3 separate regions of the Homo sapiens genome follow, and regions 2 and 3 are each linked to region 1. Evidence: chromatin loops called from intact Hi-C (ENCODE). Cell type or tissue: endothelial cell of umbilical vein. All regions are shown on one strand.

Region 1 (8,000 bases):
CACCTTATATTTACAAAGCAATTTACCATATAATCCTGACACCAACCCTTTGAGTTCGATATCATCATCATCATTTCATGAATAAGGAGACTGAGGCTCAATGAGGTTAGGCAACACCCTAACACAGCCAGTATGTGGCAGAGCAGGGACTTTAATCCTGGCACCGGGAGTCCAAATCCTGTGTTTTTGCCCTCTCTGCTTGCGAGGTGAGTGAGGACAGGAGGGAGGGCAGTGGGGGTGGGTTAGGTGAATTTGGTACAAATGTTGTTTTCTCCTTGCAGCCAGTGAGGTGAAGAGCGGGTCATTCCCAGTGAAAACCTCAGAAGCATTCATTGCCAGCTGCCAGCTGTAACGGGACACCCCGCTCCTCCCCTCCAGCTCTGGCCAGCGGCTCCCTTCCTGACCTGGGAACTTGGTCCTGGAGCCAATCATACCAGGATTTTCTCATTTTCATCCTTTTCCATAGCCCTCACTCTGACTCTGAAACTTTCCACGTTTTCCTGCCTTGGTTTTATGCATCCAACTAAATTCTCTTTGCTCTTCTCATTTCTTTTAGGATTTAAAAATAAGCAAACCTACAGGCATTTCCATGGTGTGGAGCCAGGCAGCCTGGCTTCAACACATGGCTCAGCCATTCACTGGCTCTGCCATACTAGGCTAGTGATTTTTTTTTTAATTATTATTATTTTTGAGACGGAGTCTCACTCTGTCACCCAGGCTGGAGTGCAGTGGCACAATCTTGGCTCACTGCAACCTCCGCCTCCTGGGTTCAAGTGATTCTTCTGCCTCAGCCTCCCAAGAAGCTGGGATTACAGGCACTGGCCACCACGCCCAGCTAATTTTTGTATTTTTAGAAGAGACGGAGTTTTGCCATGTTGGCCAGGCTGGTCTTGAACTCCTGACCTCAGGTGATCTGCCCTCCTTGGCCTCCCAAAGTGCTGGGGTCACAGGCACGAGCCACCGCGCCCAGCCTAGGCTTGTGATTTAACCTCCAATGTGCAGAGTGGAGGCGCCAACAGGGCCTGTGTCACATGGACGCTGTGGGACTGAATGAGGCCCTGCAATGAGGAGCTCAGCACAGAGCCTCCCTGGGCAGGGCTCCCAGCACTGTTGCCATTAGTATTATTTCCCCTCAGCAAAAGAACCTTGCACATTGTCATTTAAAGGACTCTGAGGGCCACAAAAGGGGGGAGAGATGAGAAACAGGCAACTAGGCGCAAAGTCAAAGGGAGATGTGGGGAAGGAGAAGCCACGCCCCAGACTCACAGAGGTTTGCCACTCACCGCAGAACCATCATGTAGAGGGGGTTGTGGGAGATGCAGGCTATCAGGGACACGAAGGAGATGAGGAAGATGGCCGGGAGCAGGAAGTGGGCACAGGGGACAGGGCACGATCCTGTCTTTGCTGAAGCGGATCCCCCGGTCACACAGCTGCAGTTCAAATAGATCTTCAAGAGGAAGGGGAGGGAAAAAGGGGGAAATTTGTTATTATTTCACTTTCACACACTTCAGACGTCTGCACCAGCTCTTGTTGGAGACTGAGGTTTCAACCCTTGTGTCCTCTGGGTCTGGTTCCCAGGGAAGCTGGGTGAGCCTGGGGCCAGGTGAGGGTTTCAAGCTGCCCCAGGGGTCCCACCTCTGTCACTGTTTGGGCAACAGAAACCATCTTCTGGGCTGGGCTGGGCTCCTCCAGAAGTCATATCTGCCTCTGGATGCCCAGGAACACTGCCAGGTTAGGCCCCCAACCCCCAGCTTGGAGCCAGGGGCCCAGGAGGGCTTGTGCCCAGCAGTGGTGGTTTTGCAGATTGTTGTTTTTGCTGTTTGTGTGTTTATTGCAGAGGGAGGCATAAACAGTAGGAGGGCAGTGGGAACACAGTGGAATTCCCTGGGTTCTGATTCTGTCAGGCCTTTGCTGGAGTTCCCTGCCTGAAAGGAACTCCTGCCTAGAAGGGACTCCAGAGAAGGAGGCCCCTGTCTCAAGTCTGCAAGTCCATATGGCTCAATACTGTTGTCCAACTCACTTTGGTGGCCACTGCCCTTGTCTGGTGGTCTTCACCTTCCTTCGCTGCCCTTGTCAGATGGCCCAGCCTGTGACAATTTCAGTGTCCAAGCAGTTACAAGACTAATATTGGAACTAAGGGACTAGTATGTTTCCTTCTGCCGACAGTGGTAACTATGCACCCTCTTCACTTGGCCCCTAGGAAACTCCAAAGTTAGTTATATAAAATATTGCTGTTACTTTCCTCAGTCTGGATTTTTTAGAGATTTTTTTTCTTTATAATTTACTGATTTTTTTTCTTGATATTTTGCTAATGGGTTTTTGTCTTGAGGTATGTATGCTGTTACGGGAAACTTGCCAAGATTATTTCTGGAAGTAGGTGACTCAGAGGTAAGTTAACAAAGATAAGAAAACCACAGAAGCCACCACAACTGGAAGGCAACTTAAAGAGCATCTTGTCCAAGTTCCTTGTCCTTCCTCTGCCTGGGAGCCACGCTCCTTCGCCCGCAGAGGTGGCAGTGGCAGCAGCCTTGCCCTGTCCTTTCAGAGGAGGTTGGTAAGTAGGCACTAGGCTTGCCCATCCCCTCCATATGGGCTTAAGGGAATAAGGCATGTTCCTAGCTTACACTAACTGCACAGTCTTCTCATTGCTCAGCAGTTCCTAAGCCTGGCCTGCCTGGCTCTGGCTCCTGCCTGCTCCCTGGCCAGCTGGGTGTGACACTCCTCCTACAGCACCAAGCCCGGCCTTTTCTCTTCTTTCCTACAGCATGCCCAGTACATTCATGCCCTTGGGACTTGTACTTGCTGCTCCCTTTATCTGGAATGCATTGCTCCTGGTGTGCATAGAATTCTGTTCTTCTGGTTGTTCACTTCTAATGTCACCCTCTCCCGGAGGCCCCTGGGAACTCTCCATCCTATTAAGTCCTTCCATGGCATGGGTTACTTTCTAGAATTATCCTGTGTGTTGATTTGATAGAATGCACCCTCCATGAGAACAGGGACCTTGTCTGATGGGTTCACCATCACATCCTCAGCACTCACGGCTGTGCCCAGTGTTCTGTTTATTGAATAACTAAACAAATGACTCAAGTCAGTTTGCTGCTGGCTGATCCTAGGAGGTGTGGAGCCACAGAAAAAAGGACTGTACTTTGCCAAGTGAGTCTAGTGAATGGAGGTTGCCCAAGTGGAAAGCTGGTGGCCAGAAGATACATGGCTTTGAATAGAAGTGCCCCAGACTGAGGCAGAGCCCTGGGTTCAAGTGCCAGGTCAGCCCGAAATAGCTGCATGATTTCAGGCCAGCCATGTGGCCACACCTGGGAGCTGAGGGGTTGAACCAAGTGCCCTCAGCTACTGCTTCTGGCTCTACCCTTCCAGGTCCATGTCACAGAAGCCTAATGCCCTCGATTTATCTGGGCCACGGCCAGCCTGCAGGACCCAGAGATGCCCATGAGGATCTCTCAGGATGGGGCTCAAAGGCCTCAGCTGAAGGAGTGCTTTGACTGGTTTCTGCTCTGAGCAGTTAGGCCTCAAGAATGTGAATTTGTTGGACATCGGCCAGTCTTTAATTGACTGTGGGCTGTCAGCATCTGGTCATGACCCCAGGGTAGGGAGGTAGAGAGAGGTTGGATGTGGCTCAGAGGAGGCCAGGATGCTGGTAATGAGTGTGTGTGTGGAGCCCTGCCTATCCTGGAGCCGAGAAACAGTCTTTGAGGGCATGCGCTGAGCTCCGAGATCCTGTGGGGCTCCTCTTGCCTCTGGACCCTGGCTGCCCTTACCAGTTGCTTGGAGGTTGCAGAGCTCATGTTGATGTTGCTGCAGCCGGCATGGCAAGGGGAGAGGTACTCGATTCCATTGTCTCCACAGACCGGGTGGAAGATAGAATCTGGGCACGAGCAGTCCCTGCGGCAGGCAGGAGACTGCGGATGTATAGAACTTGATGTGCTGCCAGCAAAAGAGGAAACGGGGAATCAAACAAAGCAAGACCAAAGAAAAACCCTACACTCCAGCCCAGTGTGAGTTCCTGGCCTGGTGAGTGTGTCTGTGCATCTTTATTTCTTTTGGGCCAGTGCCACCCTGGGATCTGAATTATGCCTGGTGGAGCCAACAGTGAATTTGCCACTGTTTAGTGGTCACGGCATCTCTCCATTTCTTCTGCCACTGGGAGCCCAAATCCACTAATTATGCTCTGGGAAGGCCTGGCTGGTGAATCCCTTGCCACAGTAGGCGTCAAGACAACCAACCACCCAGAAAGGGCAGCTGCAATGGGCAGGTCACAGACAATATTCGCCTTCCCTCTTCTTCAGCCGAAAAACAGTGGCTGGGACCGCTGAGGCAATCCAGGATTTAGTTTGCTGTCTGTCTCCTGGCTTAATGTAGACCTTGCCCAGAGTTACTCCATCCCCTTGAGCTTCAACCAGAGGGATTTCACTGGTTGATCTCACTGTTCCCACTGTTCCCCGGTATCTGATATTCATGACCTTCTTCGGGGAGGGTTGGGAAAGGGGCTGACAAACCACTGTCCAGATATTTCACTAGTATAATTATACGAATGAGAGTTCATCTCGTGCCAGGCACTGTGCCCGGGGGCTTTACATGCACAATCATCACAACGAGTCTACAGTGAATTATTTGCCTGTTGTGGATTAGAAAACCAAAGCTTAGATAAGGTAAGCAACTTCCCCCAACTAGTAAGGAACACTGGTATACAGTCCAGGCCTGTCTGAGGACAAAGCCATGTGCTAAACTCCCAGTGGACGCTGCCAAAAGGCCCAAAGGCTTCTCGGCTTTCCTCAATCCACAGTCAGCCTGCAGAAGTGCCGTACAGACTAGGGGTGAGCTCCCTACCCCGAGCAACCCTCCCTTCCCCCAAACCCCTTCTCTCCTTCACCCACCAAAGACAGAGGAGGTCATTTCAAAGAAAAAAAAAAAAAAACAGAGAAAATACCAGGGCTGAAAGGTACAGCATCTCCAAATGTTGCAACTTCATTAGGCAAAGTCTTAAAAAAAAGCTTGTTGACAGGTGGCACCCAGGAAAAATAAAATAAAATGCCCCTTGGTTGGCATCCTTCCCCTCACAGGGCTCTGAAGCTCTTCCTGAACATAAAGCCAAAGTTAACACTGTGACCCATATTGCTGTCTGCAAACCAACAGGCAGACTTTACCTGACCTTCTCCTCACCTGCCCTAATTTTTCAAGTCTGCCATCACTCTCATTATTCTTCTCCAGATCTTTTCAAGTCTCCTTTCATCTCTCTTCAGCAGCTCAATGAAACTGAAATTCTAGCCAGCACAGAGCTGATGCTAAACATAGCTTATTTCCTGGTTCCTGTGGCTCACAGCCCTACAAATTCATCCTGAAATCAAACAAATTAGTTTTTGGTGCTTCTTAAGAAAACAGAACTCTAACCCTGATTGCTGGTGGCCCAGTAAGAGCCTTTGATCTCTTCTTATAATGGAGCAGACCATTCAAGACCTGATTTTCTAAGTTGCCACGTGAGAGATCAGATCAAAAGTGGGCCGGGCGGGGTGGCTCACACCTGTAATTTCAGCATTTTGGGAGGCTGTGGCAGGCAGATCACTTGAGGTCAGGAGTTTATGACCAGCCTGGCCAAAATGGTGAAACCCCGCCTCAACTAAAAATACAAAAATTAGCCGGGTGTGGTGGTACACACCTGTAATCCCAGCTACTCGAGAGGCTGAGGCATGAGAATTGCTTGAACCTGGGAGAATCACTTGAACCTGGGAGGTGGAGTTTGCAGTGAGCCAAGATCACGCCACTGCACTACAGCCTGGGTGACGGAGCGAGACTCTGTCTCAAAAAAAAAAAAAAGTGTACAGCAAAGAATAGAGTTAAGGAAGCAGGAAGGAAGATGTATAACAGCCAGATCTAAGCCCTGGCCTTATTAAAGGGGATCTCTCTACCCCTTATTCCCATTACCTAGGGGGGTAGACTTCGGCCACAGTTGGGGTGGAGCATCCCATGAAGAACAAAGGAACACAAAGGATCATGGAGATGGTGATGATGGTGGTAGCTATGCGGGGAATGGCTTGTAGAGAGAAAACAAAGCGCTTCATGAGGATTCCTCCAAACAGCATCCCCAAGGCTGCAGCAGGGAGGTTCACAGCACCTATAAGTGGAAAGAAGGAGGTGATCCAGGTGCACAGGCCTGGGACTGCATGTGGGCTACAAACACTGAGCTGGATCACTGAGAAGGAAGCATGGCTTCAGGAAGGAACATTTGGTATGTTAAATTGTAATCGAAGTAGCTGACATTAATTGAGCATTTACTGCTTGCCAGGCACATCTAGAGAAATATCTTGAGACAGGATTGCCTTGCCTACACAAAAAATACAGAAGTGGGGTTCTTGCAGCTTAAGAGATGTGGGTTGAATATGCATTTATTAAGCACATTTCATTCCTTGGGGCCTCTTTGCATGGGACCGCATGGGGTTAGCAACACAAGAGTGATGACCCCTATGTACCAGTCAGAGATGGAAGGCCAGAGGGGTAAAGCCACAGCCAAGGACCAGCCAGGGGGTGCACGGGAGTCACCCTCCAATCTCATGCACTGATCACCTTGCCAACTCCATATGGTTAAACTCACCTGTGGGTTGGGTTGGGCCCAGTGATTTCCTAGGGTACTTGGTGGGACCACATCTGTAGTTCTCAACACAGTTGAAAAAATACTACTGCTGGGTGCCACCTCCAGAGATTCTGGTTTCGTTAACCTGGGATAGGGCTGGGCATCTGTGTTTTGTAAAGCTCTCCAGAGGAGCCTCTGGTGCAGCCTGGGTTGAGAATCTCTGGACCATATATTGTCTAACCAAAGCAAATATACTCAGGTCCCTAGGGAAGAAGAGAAAATCCCGGAGGCATTTTGTCTAACCTCAAATTCAACCTTCCCTCTTTCCTGTGTTGTTCCTGATGATGTCAGGGCCTTTGGGAAGCTGTCAGACTTCCAGCCCCTTTACAGGGAGGAAGGCAGCCCCCAGCCTCCACCCACTCCTGACTGGAAGGACAGGAGTCAGAAATCTGCCAAGAACTTTCTAGATTGCCAACCAGGAAAACTGTCCTTAAAATTCTTTCTCCTGGGCAGTCCTCCTCCGGACCCTGCCTATGTCCGGTCTGGCCTGCGCCCATCCCTGGATGGGTGGCTGGAGTGCCTGCCTCCTGGCCCAGGCAAGCCCTGCGGATCCTGCAGCACCCTCTGGGCTCACCAATGAGGAAGTTGGCATAGGCTGCTGAGGTGCCATACTGCTTCTCCAGGAACTTGTTGAGGAAGGTGGAGAGGCCAGCAATGACGGAGGAGAAGGTGCACTGGGCCAGGACCACCAGGACGAAGAGTGAGTTCATCAGGAGCCTCAGAAAGATGCATGGAAACCCTGTGAACAGACCGCTGTCAAGGCTCTGGCAGAACCCCTGGGCTGCAGGCACACCTAGGGGATGGGCCAGTTACAGGCCCTCTGCTCCTACTGTCCCTTACCGCACACAACACCACAGGGGCTGGGGTCCCCCTGGCCACTATCCCCTCCCCCGCACTGTGCCAGCCCACCCAGGGCTGTAGGGTCAGTTACGTTTAATGAAATCCACCAGGGAGCCTCTTGACTTGGCCTCCTCCAACTTCCTTGCTTCATCTGCTGTGGCAGGAGCCCTCTGAAGGCAATAAAAGGGGTGAGTGTTCACGGCCCAGGCTCACTGTAGCCACCCTTCCCTGAGCCCTTGAGTCTCTGGCCTCAGAAGCTCAGGGCTGGGTGGAGGTGAGCCCCCTCCAGGCGTGTGTGCATGGGAGGGCATCCAGAGAATGCTCTCCTGAAGCAAACAGCACCTGCATTTCCGTGAGCCTGGTGTTTTGGCCGACAATCAGAACACATCTATGCCAATGCCTCCCACGATACCTGTGGGCATATCATTTCATATCTAACTTTCCTATGACTGTTGCCAAAGGTGTCTTCCTGGACCCCACCCCTCACCCCCATCTGTCATGGCTACGCTTCTCCCCTACC
Region 2 (8,000 bases), 420 kb after region 1:
GCAGCCGCATCCATGGCAAACTGCCTCATGGCACGTTCCTCCAAATACTTCTGCTCCCACTTGGTCATGTCGGCCTCCAGCGCCAGGATCTGCTCCTCCTTCTCTCGCAGTTGTTCTGACAGTCGCAGGGCGCTGAGCTCTGGAGACCCACCACTGCCACTGCTACCACCTGGGGCACCTGCCTGTCTCTGCAGAGCAAGGAGTAGAGACCGTGGTCAAGGGTGCAGGTTGGGGTGTGGCAGCCACTGGTCTTCGCCTCCACACGACTGTCACTTGTACATGTACGTGTTCAGCCATACACAGCATACATTTCCCCATCCTTCCTCTACCGAAATGGGGATACAGCACAGGTCCCCATACCCCTGCCCTGAATCCTAGGGCAAGGGCATAGAGACCAGACAGATAATCCTCCAAACTGGCAAAGGGGGTGCTATCAATAATTATACTGGGAAAACTGGTGTACATTAGAACAGAACTGGGCAAACCAGGGGGTTCAGTCACACTACCTCTGTGGCAAGGGTAGGTTTGGGAGTGGAGAAATAACTCTATTTGGTTTGTAAACACCAAGAGTTGTTTACACAGAAGTCCGAAGTGAGGCTAAGCACAGTGGATCTGGACAACCATCTTTCCTCCCAATCTTGGGGAGGCATATAAAAGCTGGCTGGTGGCCAGACGCAGTGGCTCATGCCTGTAATCCCAGCACTTTGGGAGGCCAAGGTCGGCGGACCACGTGAGGTCAGGGGTTCAAGACCAGCCTGGCCAATATGGTGAAACCTCATCTCTACTAAAAATACAAAAATTAGCTGGGCGTGGTGGCGCACGCCTGTAGTCTCAGCTACTCGGGAGGCTGAGGCAAGAGAATGGCTTGAACCTGGGAGGTGGAAGTTGCAGTGAGCGTTCGCGCCACTGCACTCCAGCCTGGGCGACAGAATGAGATTCCATCTCAAAAAAAAAAAAGCTCGCAGGCCTTCTATATCCAGGTTCCTGACTTACTTTCTCTAGAGGTCAAGGACAACTAGCCCTGCTGCTGCCGAGGACAGGAGTCCCCCGAGGCTGGACATGGGCCAGGTGGCAGGGCCTCTACTAAGACAACGAGTGGAAGGGAGCACGCAGCAAAGGTGGAGCAGAGAGCAATCATCCTCGCCGCCTTCCAACGGGCCTGCAGCCTAGATCTAAGCAGGGGCTCCCGGGGCCTCAGCCCTGGCCTCCAAACCTACAGTCCCCGAGGAGGAAGGGAAGCCAACATCCTCAGATGCTGCCCTAGCCTGGAGACTTTCTCAGCTCACCTGCTGTGCACGCAGGGCCTTGAGTTCCTGCTCCAGGCGAGTCCGCAGACGCAGCTCCAGCTGCTCCCGCTTCTCACAGGCTGCCTGCAGCTGCCCGAGCGCCTGCTGCAGCCGCTCCACTTTCTCCACATAGGCCTGCTTCTTGCGCAGCTCCTCTTCGGCTCGAGCTGCCCGGCCCTGCGCATTGCCCAGAGCCTGCTCCAGCAGCTCGGCACGCCGCCGCTGGTCCTCGATGGCGCCGCGCAGCAGTGCCATCTCTCGCTCCAGCTTCTCTTGCTCCTGCTGCTGTTCGTAGCCTGTAGGGAGAAAGAGGCTTGATCAGTGACAGTGACCACGTTGGCTGGCCCCATTGCCTCCTGGGCTCAGTGCTGACCACTGGATGAGCACAGTTGCTTCTCATTCTCTCAAAAATAACAGGAATAAGGTACCACTATTAACCCTGTTTCATGGAAGAAGAAACCAAGGCTCATGTTAAGTCAGGAGTAAATGACAGAGCCCAATTCCAGGACCCTTGCAGTAACAACTGGGCTACCCTGCCTTTCTACTGGGACATACTGCCATGGGACAGCCCCAAACACCATCCACTTGTGCCAGGGGCACCATGTCTAAAACACATCCACAATATCCCTTGAACCTTGTGACGGCTCGAGACTGTTGAGGTAGGAACTGTGATGCCCATGTACAGATGAGAAAATAGAGACTCAGGTAGGCTGTGACATGGTCCTCCTTCCAGTGGGAGAATGAAAGAAGGGGGAACAGAACCACCATCGGCTGTCGGCACACCAGGCCCTTACACATCTTATTCCACGAATCCTCCAGCCCCTCCAGGGAGGATTTGGGATCCCCAACTTATAGGGGAGAAACATAGGAGGTGAATGGTGCTGCCAAATGGAAACCCCAGTTGGCCACACTACAAAGGCCCAGGCTGCCTCTGGCTACATGGTGAGGCGTTTGTACTTATAGGCCACCCAGAGCTCTGGGGCTCCTTCTGCAGACCCAGGCCGAGAGGTCCGTTGAGGGCTACATTTCCTTCCATGGTCTGAAAAGAACACTGAGATGTAAGCAACCAGGCTCAGAAGGAAATGCAAAGTCTGCAGTACAGTGAAAATGACTATGGCCCAAAGATTAGTGTGTAAGGGTCAAGCTATCCTGACTTTTAAATCATTTTGTTAATTGCCCAAAGAAACTGCTCAGAGGCCCTCTCCATAGGGCCAGGAGAAGCCCAAGCCAGACCACAGAGCCCTCCATCTGATGTTCTAGCCTTAAATCCACCTCCCAGGCACCTGCCCCTTGAGAGTCCCAGGCTGCCCCCTGAGGAGCAGGTCAGCTGCCTACCTTGCTGGAGAGCAGGTGGGGGGCAGGGCTATGGGCTCCCGCTAATGAACCTAAAGGCACTGTCTCTAGAACAGCATTCTGATTCAGTGGAATTTTCTGCCAGAGTGGAATTGTTCTATACGGCACCCTCCAATGCAGTGGCTACTAGACACACGTGCCACTGAGGACTGGAAATGTGGCTAGTAAGATGGGAGAACTGAATTTTAAATTTAATTTATTTTCATTAATTTCAATCTTTGGGCCACATGCAGCTAAGTACCTATCATATAGGACAGTGCAAGTTCTGGAACAGAAGGGTGAAGGCTTGAGACCTTGGCATGTGGAAGGGAGGATTCATTTACTCAGGTCCCTGGGGCAGGGCAGGGAGGACACAGAGGCAACTCAGGTTAGCTCTTGATTCATTTTGGATGTTTGAAGGCTGAGCCCAGGATGGTATCATTCTGTGGCATGGAGGAAAATACGAGGAAGTCCAATAATATTGAAACGGATGTGTTCATACTTCGCTGGCTTAACATCCATTGAGTGGGGTGTTAACATCCATTGAGGAGGGGCAGCCAGGTTGGGACTCAGGCAGGGAGGACCCTCCCCTAGTCCACCTGTGCGTTCAGTTTGCCCAGGGCCTGCATCTCATTTCAGCCTTAGCATGACTCTGTGGGGAAGGACTCTGTCTCATCTTATAGCTGGAGAATCTGGGGCGCAGGGAGAGAAGAAATATTCCCAAGGGGGTGGAGCTAACAGGCCAGCCTCAGGCCTCAAGGCCAGATCCCCAGGGGGCACTGCTGGCCTAGAAGGGCCAGAAGGGCAGTGCTGGGGGGCTGCGTGGCTTGCCTAGGAGGAAAAGCAGATGGCATTGGTGATAATGGCCACACTTTCCTAGTGTTGACTGACCCCAGATAAAAGGGAGGTCAATCAGACACCTCCCTTTGCAATAGCTACTAGGGAGCAAGGAAGAGCTGCTTGGGTTTCCTCAGCCCTGGGGGAGGAAGGGGCCGGAGGACCCAGCCCTCTGCTTCCAGAAGCTTCCTGCAGCCTTGTCCAACCTCTAAGGCCCTGGTGGGGGCTGGGAGGCTTTGAGCTCTGGCCATCCCCTACCAACAGGACCCTGATAAAACCTTGGGCCTGCGGGATCTCGGGAAGGAGAGCTCCTTAGTAAGAAATAAGTGGTCTGGGTGCGGGTGGGAAGAGGACGCCCGAAGGCCAGCGGAGGAGGGCAGGAAGGCAGGCGAGGCGCCGACGGGACCCGGGATGCGCCTTGGGCAGCGAGCGAGCCCCCACCTCCACGTTCCAGGCTCCCTTTGTGCTCACCCTCCCTCCTCCCAAAGCCGGGCGAAGGGCGCCAGGCAGCGCGCACGGGAGGGAGCGGCGGGGGGCGGGCCGGGAGCGGAACAGCTCGCGGCTCTGGAATGCCAGGCATCCAGGTCACCCGCGGCTGCAAGATTAATGGCTCCAGCGAGGAGCCAAGAACAGCTCGGCGCTCACTCGCTCCCCGGGGAGCGGAAACGCCTCCCGGCCGGCCCCCCTCTTCTCACCCACTAGCAAGCTCCCAGAAACCCGCCCCATGGCTTCCTTTCTTTGGCAGAGTCAGGCTCCAGAAGTCCGCCTTCCTCCACAGGCACCCTAATCTGCCGTGCCCTTGCAGCTTCTCCTCCCCAGACTCCTCAGGGAAACCCCAGGGCTGCCCCCTCCCCTTTCTCCCTCCTTCCCTTTGACTCCTTCCCAGAGACCTTAAGCCGCTGCCATCTCACCCCACCCAGCCAGAAGAGACCAGCCTACCTCCTGCCCCACCCTGTCAATTCCTTCAGTGCTGTGTTCCCCCATTCCCTGCCCTAGTCTTTGAACCCTCTTTGAAGGAAGATAGGGGTGCTGCCAGCCAGAGCTAAGTCCTCAAGCTGCTCCTCCATTTCTGCACCCCACACTACCCTTTGTGCCATTCACAGTAGGGTTCCTGTGAAGACTCAAAGCCATGTTTACCCAGCTACCAACCACTCCCATTCCACTTCTCTGCAAACACCTTGAACAGCACTAAAGCTCCTAGTAGGAGCTCAATAAATAACTGTTCTTAGTCTCTTCTGATTGCTAGAGCCTCCTGCTGCTGAGCTCAGGGCTCCCTTTGCCACCCACCCCATGTACCTCTTGAACTGCCCAATAGCTCCTTCACCTCTGGCTGGCTCTCCACCCCTGCCATCCCCACAGAGCCCCTCTCTCAGGCCACCGGGGCTCCTAATCACCGGTTTCTAGGGCCACCCCCGTTGTTCTTTTGCATCTGTGGGAACCTGCTCCTTTCTTAAGCTCACCACTTCCTTCCTGACCTCCCTGCCATGGTACCTTCCTGGGCCTGCTCCCATTCTCTCTTGAACATCTGCCAGTTGCTTAAAACACATCTGCTAATGAATGAATAAATGGACTAGTCAATGAACTTGCCCATTCTTCAAGGATGCTTAGACCGCCCCGTTTAGAATGCATCTGTTGGTTAAGGTCTAGGATCCCATTTTTGGCTGCCTCAGATGCCTCCACTTGGCTTGCTATGGCTCAGCTCCACCATGCCCCCCTACCTCTCACATTCCCATTGCACACTCCCGACCTTTCTGTTGCCAGGAACTCCCTGGGAAGCTCTCAGACCTGTCCTTCTCCTTCACCTCATCTGTCTTCAGGGCTACCTTGCCTCCCGCACTGCCCAATGCACTGCACTGGTGGTCAGCACCGAAGCTCAGCAAATCACTGCTCCCTGGCTTTCCCTCTTGTGTCAGCTGATCTTCTTAAAAGATACAGAACTAGATCCTATTCTTCTTTGGAAGCCACTTATCCCCACTATCCCCAGATCCAGTCTAGTGTTGGGCATACAGTGGGCAGTAAACCTGCTCCCAAAGTACTACTTTGCAAGGGGGAAGGCCAATCTTCCTAGTCCAGAGGGTGTGCAGCAGTCCCATTGCCTGCACACAGGCCAGGCTTCTTAGTGGGGCCCCTACTCACTCTGAGCAAGCAGCTTGGCCACCATGTCCTGACTGCCGGCCTGGGCCTCCTGTGTCTTGCTTGCCAGGCGGCGATTTGCAGATTCCAATCTCTCTGTTTCAAGGGAAGGAAAGATGTTTTAGTGTCAGGTGAAGCTGCCAGCTTGGGATTTTTCCTGACGTCCTATCAGGATGGGGCTGTATCCTCCATATTGGGGATGGGTTCATAAGGAAACCCCAGCTCAGCTCAGGGCCCCATGGGTGGGAGCCTCCTCTGTCAAGAGCCATCATCCCTGAGGGGATCCTAGGCCCAGTACATAGAGACAAGCATCTCTCTATCAGGGCAGCTCCAAAGGGGTCTCAGCCTGGCTCTCTGAGTTCATCTGCACTTTTGACAGAGAATAGAGATTCCCAATTTTTCTCTAGAACAAAAGAAGTAAGTCCTCTGCAGAGGTTCTCCAACCTCCACCTGTGTGACTGGCTCTCACCTCTAAGATCCCGGTTGAAGTCTTGCAGCCTCCTCATTTCACTGTCCATCTTGTTCCGCATGGTCTTCTCCAGGGCCTCACGCTTGGAGGAGGCTCTGGTCAGGCTCTCATGGGCCTCAGAGAGCCGCTGGATTTCGCTTTCCAGCTGCAAGAGTCAGACAGCAGAGCTGAATGAAGGCGAGAGCTCCCAGGGAGTGATTCGAGGCTGACCCACTACTCTCCATCAGAAAAGGTGACAGATGAGAGGCCACCAAACAGGAGCAAAACCTCCAGGTGACTATGGTGGGATGGTCAGAAGCTTGTAGCCTCCGGAAGTAGAATAGACTGCTGGGACCAGCAAGCAACGGTCCCATCGGCTGCCCCAAGGACCAGATGCTGAGTGAACCCAGGGCCAGGTACTTTGGAAGTAGCTGCCTGCGGGGTGACTAAACACAGCTTCCCTGTGCCCAGTGTCCAGAAGGAAACATTCTACTCTTGGCTGGCTTCCACCAAGAAACTGAGTACAGTTGGCCAGAAGTGGGCACCGAAAGACTCCAGCCATGATGGGGTGGTTTGACCTAACTTGGACACCACAGGACAGTCAAGGGAGGCCTGAGGCCATCTGCTAAAACTGAGCCTCAGCGGAAAACTGGTAACCCTTCACTAAAGAAGCGGGCACCAGGCAGAGCTGCCTCTGCCTGGTGTCCCAGGCATCACCATCCACCCAGAGGGCCAGCTGGGCCCCGGCTGCTCCTCCCACTTGGCTGCTGGCAGGTTCCGCACGTGCTCTTAGCTGGCCTGTGATTCCAACAAGTCGCCCATTTTTTTTCCAAGAGGAGAAGTTTTCTTTTTGGCCAGGGCTGGCCTGGAACAGACTTGCTGTTGTGTGGGGGACACAAAGGGCTCTCTGTGGGAGGTGTCCATGGGAGGGGGTGTGTGCAGGGCAAGGGTGCGAGTGTGCAAGGAGCTGGTGAATGGGCTCTTTCTAATCACCACTGGCCAGCAACTGTTCATGCTCCAGGCCTGCTCTGCCGGCCTCTCGGCTGTTCCCCAGCTGTCTGGAGTCAGCTCAGGAGGGTGCATGAGGAGTGAGGGAGGTGGAAGACAGAGGGATAGGGAGAAATCCAGCCAAACAGTTTTCAGGCTCCTCTGCCTCTCCTTGGACTACCCACTCCCCAGGTAGCCCCTCGGGGTCTCTTTCTGGTCTGCCCTTCTGAAGCCCCAGCAGGGCCTACCTTCTCAATGCGGCCAGCCTTCTCCGCAGAGCTCTCCAGCTCCCTCTGCAGCCGCTCATTGTCTCTCTGCAGCCTGGCATTCTCCCTCAGCACGGCCTCCATCTGGGCCAGGTGGGCACTGCCCGAGGTGGCTGAGGAGGCCTGGGCACTCACTGGCCCCTCCACAGCAGGTGGACTGAGGGAGCTCAGGGGGCCATGGCCGAGAGCAGCTGGATGTGGGGGAGGGGGGTGCTCCTGAGATTGCTGCAGGTACTGGTACTGCTGCTGCTGTTGGAGGAACACAGGAGGCACCTGGGCCTGCAGGATCCTGGGGAACAGAAGAGACGGTGCTCAGAGACAGCACAGACCCTCATGGCTCCCACCAGAGCAGCCCGGGGTCACCCCACTCCTAGGCATACTGGGAAGATGGTTAATTATTATCAATAATTAATATATTATTAAAATTACTGCAGATAATTATTCAACCCTCTAGTGTTAGGCAGGGACCAGTAGGGAAGGCCTTTTCCAAATGTTTCTGCCTGAGGCTCTCAAGAGTCAGACAGCAGGGCTAGAGGGGATTAATGTCAGGATGCTTGTTTCATACCCGCCTCACAGTGGCTGGGGCCTTGGGGATCAGCCTGAGCAATCCTGGGCCTCCTAAGCAACTAATGCTTAAATACATCATCTTAAAAAATGCACCCTGACACTTCTAATCAATGGAAGGTTATTTTTGGGGCTGGAGGCCATGTC
Region 3 (8,000 bases), 83 kb after region 1:
TAAAAGAAAAACTCATGTTGGCCCCAGACCTGAGGCTACATGACCTGGCAAAACTCTTTACACTCTATGTGTCAGAAAGAGAAAAAATGGCAGTTGGAGTTTTAACCCAGACTGTGGGGCTCTGGCCAAGGCCAGTGGCCTGTCTCTCAAAACAACTAGACGGGGTTTCCAAAGCCTGGCCCCCAGGTTTAAGGGCCCTAGCAGCAACAAGGGCCTTCTTGTCCTGTTAGCACAAGAAGCAGATAAACTAACCCTTAGGCAAAACCTGAATATAAACGCTCCCCATGCTGTGGTAACTTTAATGACTACCAAAGGACATCATTAGTTAACAAATGCTAGATTAACCAAGTACCAAAGCTTGCTATGTGAAAATCCCCACATAACCATTGAAGTTTGCAACACCCTAAACCCCACCACCTTGCTCCCAGTATCAGAGAGCCCAGTTGAACATAACTGTGTAGAGGTGTTGGACTCAGTTTATTCTAACAGGCCCAACCTCCGAGACCATCCTTAAACATCAGTAGACTGTGAGCAGTATGTGGACGGGAGCAGCTTTGCCAACCCCTGCAAAGTGACTCTGAAGAAGACGACAAGCCCTGCTCTAGTCACACCCGGAAGCTGACTGGTCCATGCACGGCCGAAGCATGAGAAAACTCATTGCGGGACTCATTTTCCTTAAAATTTGCATTTTTACAATAAGGACTTCAACTGACCTTCCTCAGACTGAGGACTATTCCCAGTGTATACATCAAGTCACTGAGGTAGGACAAAAGGTTGCTACGGTCCTATTATTTTATGGTTATTATAAGCGTACTGGAACTCTAAAAAGAACTTGTTGTATAATATAATTCTATACAAGGTATGTAGCCCAGGAAATGACCAACCTGATGTGTGTTATGACCCATCTGAGCCTCCCATGACCACAGTTTTTAAAATTAGATTGAGGACTGAGGACTGGTGAGGGCTCACAAATGATATGAGTAAAGTGCTAGCCAAAACAGAAGAAAAAGGGGTGCCCAAACGAGTCATCTTAAAATTTGATGCCTGTGCTGTCATTAATAGTAATAAGTTAGGAATAAGCTGTGGTTCTCTTAATTAGAAAAGAGGCTATATAGCAGAAAATAAGTACATCTGTCATAAATTAAGACTGTGTGGAAAGAAATGTAAATACTGGTCTTGTGTCATTTAGGCCACTTCGATAAAAAAAAAATGAAAAAGATCCAGTCCACCTTCAGAAAGGAAAAAATGGCCCTTCCTGTACTAAGGGACAATGTAACCCCTTAGAGCTAGTAATAACCAATCCCCTTGATCCTCGCTGGAAAAAAGAGGAGCGTGTGACCTTAGGAATCAATGGGGCTGGACTGGATCCTCGAGTAAATATCTTGGTTTGAAGAGAAGTTTACAAACGCTCTCCTAAGCCAGTGTTTCAAACTTTCTATGATGAACTAAATGTGCCAGTACCAGAAATTCCAGGAAAAACAAGAAATTTGTTTTTGCAATTAGCTGAGCATGTTCTCTCAATGTCACTTCATGTTATGTATGTGGAGGAACTGTAATAAGAGATCAATGACCATGGGAAGCCCGAGAATTAGTACCTACAGACCCAGTTCCTGATGAATTCCCAGCTCAGAAGAATCACCCTGATAATTTCTAGGTCCTAAAAGCCTCAATTATTGGACAATATTGCATAGCTAGAGAAGGAAAAGAATTTACTCACCCCATAGGACGACTTCTTTGTCTAGGACAGAAACTTATAATGGTATCACAAAAACAGTCATTTGGTGGAGTTCTAATCACACAGAGAGAAATCCATTTAGTAAATTCCCAAAGTTGCAAACCGTGTGGACCCACCCGGAGTCCCACCGGGACTAGACAGCCCCCACTGGATTATACTAGATACGTAGGCATAGAGCTTACGCCAAATTACCTGACCAGTAGGCAGGTAGTTTTGTTATTGGCACTATTAAACCATCTTTTTCCTACTGCCCATAAAAACAGGCGAACTCCTGGGCTTCCCTGTCTATGCTTCCCGCGAAAAGAGAAGCATAGCTATAGGAAATTGAAAAAATGATAAATGGCCCCCTGAGAAAATCATACAATATTATAGGCCTGCTAGGCACAAGACGGCTTGTGAGGATACCAGACCCCCATTTACGTGATCAACTGAATCATACGGTTACAAGCTGTCTTAAAAATAATCACTAATAAAACCGGCAGAGCCTTGACTATTCTGGCCCAGCAAGAAACTCAGATGAGAAATGCTACCTATCAAAATAGATTAGCTCTTGACTACTTGCTAGCAGCTGAAGGAGAGGTCTGTAGGAAATTTAACCTTTCTAATTGCTGCCTACATATAGATAATCAAGGGCAAGTAGTTGAAGACACAGTTAAGAGATATGACAAAACTGGCACATGTGCCTGTGCAAGTGTGGCATGGATTTGATCCTGGGGCCATGTTTAGAAAATGGTTCCCAGCGCTAAGAGAATTTAAAACTCTAATAATAAGAGTTATAATAGTAATAGGAACCTGCTTACTGCTCCCTTGTTTGCTACCTATACTTCTTCAAATGATAAAAAGCTTCATCGCTACCTTAGTTCACCAAAAAGGTTCAGCACAAGTGTACTATATGAATCACTATCGATCTGTCTTGCAAGAAGACACAGGTAGTAAAAATGAAAGTGAGAACTCCCACTATTGAGTGAGAATCTCAAAGGAGGGGAATAAGGGAGGAGACCACCCCTCATATTGTCTTATGCCCAATTTCTGCCTCCAAAGAAAGAAAAAGTAAAAACTAAAAGGCAGAAATGAAATCCACAAGCAGACAGCCCGGAGCCGCACCCTAGCGCTGGTAGTTAAAGATCGACCCCTGACCTAATCGGTTATGTTATCTATAGATTACAGACATTGTACAGAAAAGCACTGTGAAAATCCCTATTCTGTTTTGTTCCGATCTAATTACTGGTGCATGCAGCCCCCAGTCACGTACCCACTGTTTGCTCAATCGATCACGACCCTCTCAGGTGCACCCCCTTAGAGTTGTGAGCCCTTAAAAAGGACAGGAATTGCTCACTCGGGGAGCTCAGCTCTTGAGACAGCAGTCTTGCTGATGCCCCCGGCTGAATAAACCCCTTCCTTCTTTAACTCAGTGTCTGAGGAGTTTTGTCTGTGGCTCGTCCTGCTACACCACCATGTCATACATGTCCCAAGATATGTGCAACCCATCCCCCACTGCAAAGTGGCAGGGCTATTACAAGCACTCTCATTGGGAGGAAATATCCCTTCAAATAGCAGAGCTCCCAGTTATTGCCCCAGGAGGGAAAGGTGCAAGTGACTTTAACTGATGGAATTTGAGATTCAAGATTTACCTTAAGCTATCCAACCTCGTACCTGGTTTCAGGCTGATAAGTGGAGTTAAATGGAAGTCCTCCAAACTCTGGTCTTGCAATTAGTATGGATCAAAGGAGGTGATGACTAACAGAATCTCATTTTTAGAGTCAAGAAAAACTCTTAGCCAGTATGAGTACTTAACTCCTTTAGGAGGCCAATTGGCCTGAGCCCAGCCCTCAGGTACGTGTGGTTAAATCATCAACACATGAGAAATCATCTTATTTATATAGATCTCCAAATAAATTGCTGCCATAAACATTTATTTTAGGGAACCAGGGTGGGTCTAAACGGATCAGTCTCATTCAGCTGTACCCTCACTGTCAGGAATCTGTTCTGGACACCCGTCCCTCCTGCCCTTCTTGGTGAAAATGAAGTGAGGTTGCCCCACCCTGGTTCCTGCAGAGGCCCCTTTCTTTACACCATCTAATCCTAGTCCCTACCCTTTCATCTCAATTCCTAATTTATAAATACCAAAGGTTCCAAAATTCCTGATGAAATTTCTCCAAAATGGTGGAACCAAAACTGCGCACAACATTTCCATCCAGGTCTGGCCAAAAATGAGGAGATTTGGAGATTATTTTAAGCTATCTCAAAATTTCTGTTGCTTATCCATATACAACTACAAAATCAATTCAGCCTGTATTTATTGCGGTGCGGAAAGAGCAGAAGCAGGAGTGGAGATCCCAGCTGAGTAAGTATGCAGGTGAGATCCACTCTGACCTCCAGATCCCTTTCTGTTGGACACATATAACCAGTCCACGGACACCCCCATCATCCCTTTGTGTAATCTGGCTTCCCCTTAATTGCACCACCGGAGGCTTTACTCAGTCCCATCTGACTGTATGTTTGTGGGAAACAACCTCTCTACACCATGATCCCACCCTGACCAGAAGGGGCCTTGATGCAGTCTCTGCAGTCTCCCACATCCTCACCGCAGCAGCTTTGGCCTCTCAGGAGGTATCTTCCATTGTTACTTCTGCCTAGGCAGAACGGGCAAAAGAGCCCGAGTGCGGATTGAACCATTCCAGGTCCTCCTGGACCTGTGAGGGAGTGGAAAGCATTTCCGACCCCATGGGAAAGGTGCTCTCATCCTAACAGCTGCCAACACCCTATCTTCTCACCCGCTCCCCATAACTTGCCTGGTGAGTGGACCTGCTTAGACCTTACTGAACCGTGAGAGCTGTGACCTTCCTGGGGCCATTTCCAGACCAGGGAAGCCAATCTGAGCACGCGGGTTGGTTGCCAGCCTGGGGAAGCCGCCCGCTGAGAGGGAATTCTAAACATAACTGCGAGCGGCACAGCCAGGTAGCAGAGCCCCCCGCCCCCGTTGGCGGGAGAAGAAAGCCTGGGGAAGGAGAACATCCCTTAGGCCACCCACCCCAGGACGAGGGGGCTCGGACGAGACACAGTCTGTCCCCCAAAGCGCGGGGGGTCCCCCTGGCACCTCCAAGCCCATCCCATTGACGAAGTAACCGCCCGCTGGAGGCCGAAAAAGCGTTCCTCGAGATGATCTTTTTCAATCATCGAGGACAATTCTCTCGCTTATAACTCTGCCTGGAGTTGTCCGAGTAAGCGGTAAGCAGGTACTTCCACTGTCCCATTACTTAGTCCGATGAAGGCGTGTGAACACACACACACACACTCGCACGCACACACACACGCTCACACACACACACGCTCACACACACACTCGCACACACACGCCCAGCACGCGTCGCCCGGGGATGAGATCGGAGCGCGGCACAGGAGGGAGCCCGGGGCTCCCGGAGCCTCCTGGCTCCGGCAGACAGAAGCGGGTGCCCAGCCGAAGGTGCGCCAGGCGCGGCTCCGGCCCGGAAGACCCCGCGGACTCCGCTCACCTTAATGTTGCCGAAGACCGAGCGGGCACAGCGGCCGGCTCGGCTAGTAGAGGTGTCGCTGCCCTGGGACGCGCCGAGCTTGGGCAGGAGCCCCATGGCTGCGGGCGGCTGGCCGGGCGCGGAGTGGCGCGGGGTCGGGGCGCCTCGGGCTGGAGCGGCCGGGCGGGTGAGAGGCGACCGCGGCGGCAGTGGCCGGAGGAGATTCGCGGAGCGGAGACTGAGCCAGCGAGTGCGCGCCTAGAAGTTTTTATAAGTGGCCGCCGCCGATGATGAAACGCGCTCTCCCTCCTCCCTCTTTTCCTCGGGTGTCAAAGGCGCTACGAGCCCCCGCCCCGCCGCCGCCGCCGCCGCCGCCCCCTCAGACAGGTGTGACGCCGCAGCGACCCGCGAGGCTTGACTGCCCCGAGAAGATCCCGCCTGCCGGGAGGCGGAGAGGGAGGGAAGGAGGTGGCGGGCCCGGGGAGGGGAGGTGAGGGCTGTGCGGGGGCAGGAGGTTGCAAGGGGGTGGAGGTTCCTGGGGACTGGCGAAGAGAGGGTGGGCGAAGCGAAGGTGGGTGAGTGGAGGGGATGGAGAAAGAGGTTGGCAGGGCTGGGGGGCAGGAAGGCTGGGATATGAGGGTGCCCGAGGCGGGCGCTGGAGGGGCCAACGTGAGCCGGGGGTGGAGGGGAGCCCCAGCACCCCTCCCGACGTTCTTGGGGAGATTTACGGAGCCAGTCTCTGCTTGTTTGCACTCGCAGAAAACCTGGGCCCTCAGTTCCGGTGATGGCTCTGAGACTCGCTGCAGCTCTGTTTGTGTTGAGGACTGATTTATATTTAAACTGCTCTTTGCGCTGGAGAGGGGGCTGGGTAACAAGGTGAAAAGGTGGGGGCTGGGCCCGAAGTCTCTGGACCTGAGCCAAGGTAAACTGCAGGGGCTGTCAAGTGTCAGCATGGCTGGGTCTGGCCTGGGGTGCTGGGGGGAGGGGTAGAGGGGGTGGGGGGGGTGTGGACAAACAGGACGCACCCCACTGACCTCCTTCTCAGTGCTGGAATGAATAGTGGGTTTATTTTTTCCCCAAGATTTTCTACTAACAGGATTCCAAGCGCCGAGAAGAGACAGTGAGGCTTCTCAAGGGAAGGATAAGAAGGTTCTTCCAAAAGCAGCTGCAGTGAGGAATCCAGCTCTGGAGGCATTTTTCCAGCTCCCTCACTTCTGTAGTCCCGTGCAGAGGGAACCTCTCCAAGCCCACCCCAAACCCAGGAAAAGATGCCGTCAATATCCAGGAGGCTTTGGCTAAGACAAAGGCCACAGGATAGATAGACCACATAGGCTTCTTATTCTACCCAAGACCTGATACCTTTCTGGGCCTGGTCTGGCCTGGCCTGGGCTTGGGGGCTTCTATCCACCTGCGACCCAAGTTCCCTGGACACGGCAGCATTCCAAAGATGTTGAACAGTGGGCAGCCTCTGGCCTCTTCACTCAGCCACAGAGCGAGGTACATCCTGACAGGCTTTCCACAGCACTGTAGCAGCCCCAGCCCCAGCCCCAGAGGAGGCATGAATTCCAGGTCCCATCTGTCCACTGGGAGAACATGGCACACAAGGACAGGTACCAGCATGGAGCACTTGGTGTGTGCTGGGCATACCAGGCCCTCTGCTGAGCACCCACATGCATGATTTCATGAAGCCCCAACGTTAGCCCTACAGGTATAGGTACTGATGGAGTCTGGACTCCACAAACAAGGATGCTAGAGCAGTCGGCTAAGAAAGCTGTCTGAAAGCCACACAGCTAGCAAGTGGTGGAGCTGGACCCTGAATTCAGCCTTGTCTGACTCCTAAGCCCAGACTTGAAGCACTATGCCTTCTGATAAGTTGTCTAGTCCAACAGCCCCATTTTGCAAGTTGAACCAAACAGGGACCAGAAAACCCCCAGGCCAAGGTCACAGACACCTTAGGGCTACCATGCCTGGAGCTTCTTTCTCAAACCCTGAGGCCTCACTGTGATCCTCTGGTAGAACCCCTGGGAGGATCAGCCTCTCCAGCCCTCACCTAGTCCTGTTCCATTAACCTGGCCCTCTGCCTCCCGTCAGCGCCAGCATCATCTCCAAAGGAAAAGCCTATTCAGAAATGCTCACAGATGCTTATCTTCCTTCATTGACCTTTACTGGGTGGAGTTCAGCTAAATGTAATGGAGAGCCAACCAAAATGACTTAAATGAGATTTATTTGTCTCTCAATAATTAGAAGTCTGCTAGTAGGTAGTCCAGGGGTCATGACCTAGGCCCTTCAAGATTCCTTAGCCTGTGGTTCCCATCCCTGTGGCTGGCTCATTGTCACAAGATGGCTGCTCCATCTCCAGCCTCCTCTCCTAATTCCAGGAAAGATGTGGAAGACAGGAAACAGGAAGGGGCCATGCTTACATCAAGGGAGCAAATCTCTCCCTTGCGTGCACAGTTGCTTTTACTTAAGTCTTCTTGGCCAAACCTGGGTCACATAGCTACCCCCTGCAAAGGATGCTAAGAAGTGTAATTAACACTATTGCTGTCCTCTGAACAAAATTGGGGTTTTATTAGGGAAAAAGGGAGAAATAATATTGTGTTTTACATTTTCAACACCTACACATGGAGTAACCCATTTCCTTTCAAGAGCACTCCTAGAGTCGGTCTCCCAGACTTTCCATCCTTAAATTTCAGTAAATATTTCCTAGCACTGAAAAAATACAAAAAATAGGCTGGGCACGGTGGCTCATGCCTCTAATCCCAGCACTTGAGGAG

Evidence for each region. A loop is a pair of places that touch in the nucleus more often than their neighbours do. Peaks named below come from ENCODE experiments on the same cell type or tissue, not always from the same donor. Only the 100,000 strongest peaks of a DNase experiment are listed, where the experiment ranks them.
Region 2: it touches region 1 in a loop (4-fold over the local background); 5 of 110 quality-filtered maps call a loop at or near these places.
Region 3: it touches region 1 in a loop (3-fold over the local background); 27 of 110 quality-filtered maps call a loop at or near these places.

The regions. Positions count from the first base shown.
Region 1 is chr3:133,941,322-133,949,321 of GRCh38, forward strand. SLCO2A1 (solute carrier organic anion transporter family member 2A1) reads right to left here. Exons shown (of 14, transcript NM_005630.3): 7 at 7,572-7,650; 8 at 7,215-7,379; 9 at 5,935-6,124; 10 at 3,774-3,939; 11 at 1,284-1,447. Among named protein-coding and RNA genes, the nearest start is that of C3orf36, 16 kb to the left of the region's middle. RefSeq lists enhancers at 1,256-1,844, 7,800-8,000 and a silencer at 3,764-4,058. In endothelial cell of umbilical vein, no CTCF peak of the experiment used is centred here; DNase peaks (open chromatin) are centred at 330, 2,420, 3,160 and 3,880; H3K27ac peaks cover 3,672 bases.
Region 2 is chr3:134,360,226-134,368,225 of GRCh38, forward strand. AMOTL2 (angiomotin like 2) reads right to left here. Exons shown (of 10, transcript NM_016201.4): 3 at 7,272-7,578; 4 at 6,058-6,202; 5 at 5,592-5,684; 6 at 1,287-1,582; 7 at 1-188. MIR6827 (microRNA 6827) reads right to left here and starts at 7,637; the gene lies at 7,579-7,637. RefSeq lists a silencer at 1,122-1,416. In endothelial cell of umbilical vein, no CTCF peak of the experiment used is centred here; DNase peaks (open chromatin) are centred at 4,106 and 4,936; H3K27ac peaks cover 4,898 bases.
Region 3 is chr3:134,024,460-134,032,459 of GRCh38, forward strand. SLCO2A1 (solute carrier organic anion transporter family member 2A1) reads right to left here and starts at 5,466. Exons shown (of 14, transcript NM_005630.3): 1 at 5,248-5,466. The coding sequence starts at 5,343. RefSeq lists an enhancer at 5,461-5,961. In endothelial cell of umbilical vein, no CTCF peak of the experiment used is centred here; no DNase peak of the experiment used is centred here; H3K4me3 peaks cover 2,024 bases; H3K27me3 peaks cover 491 bases.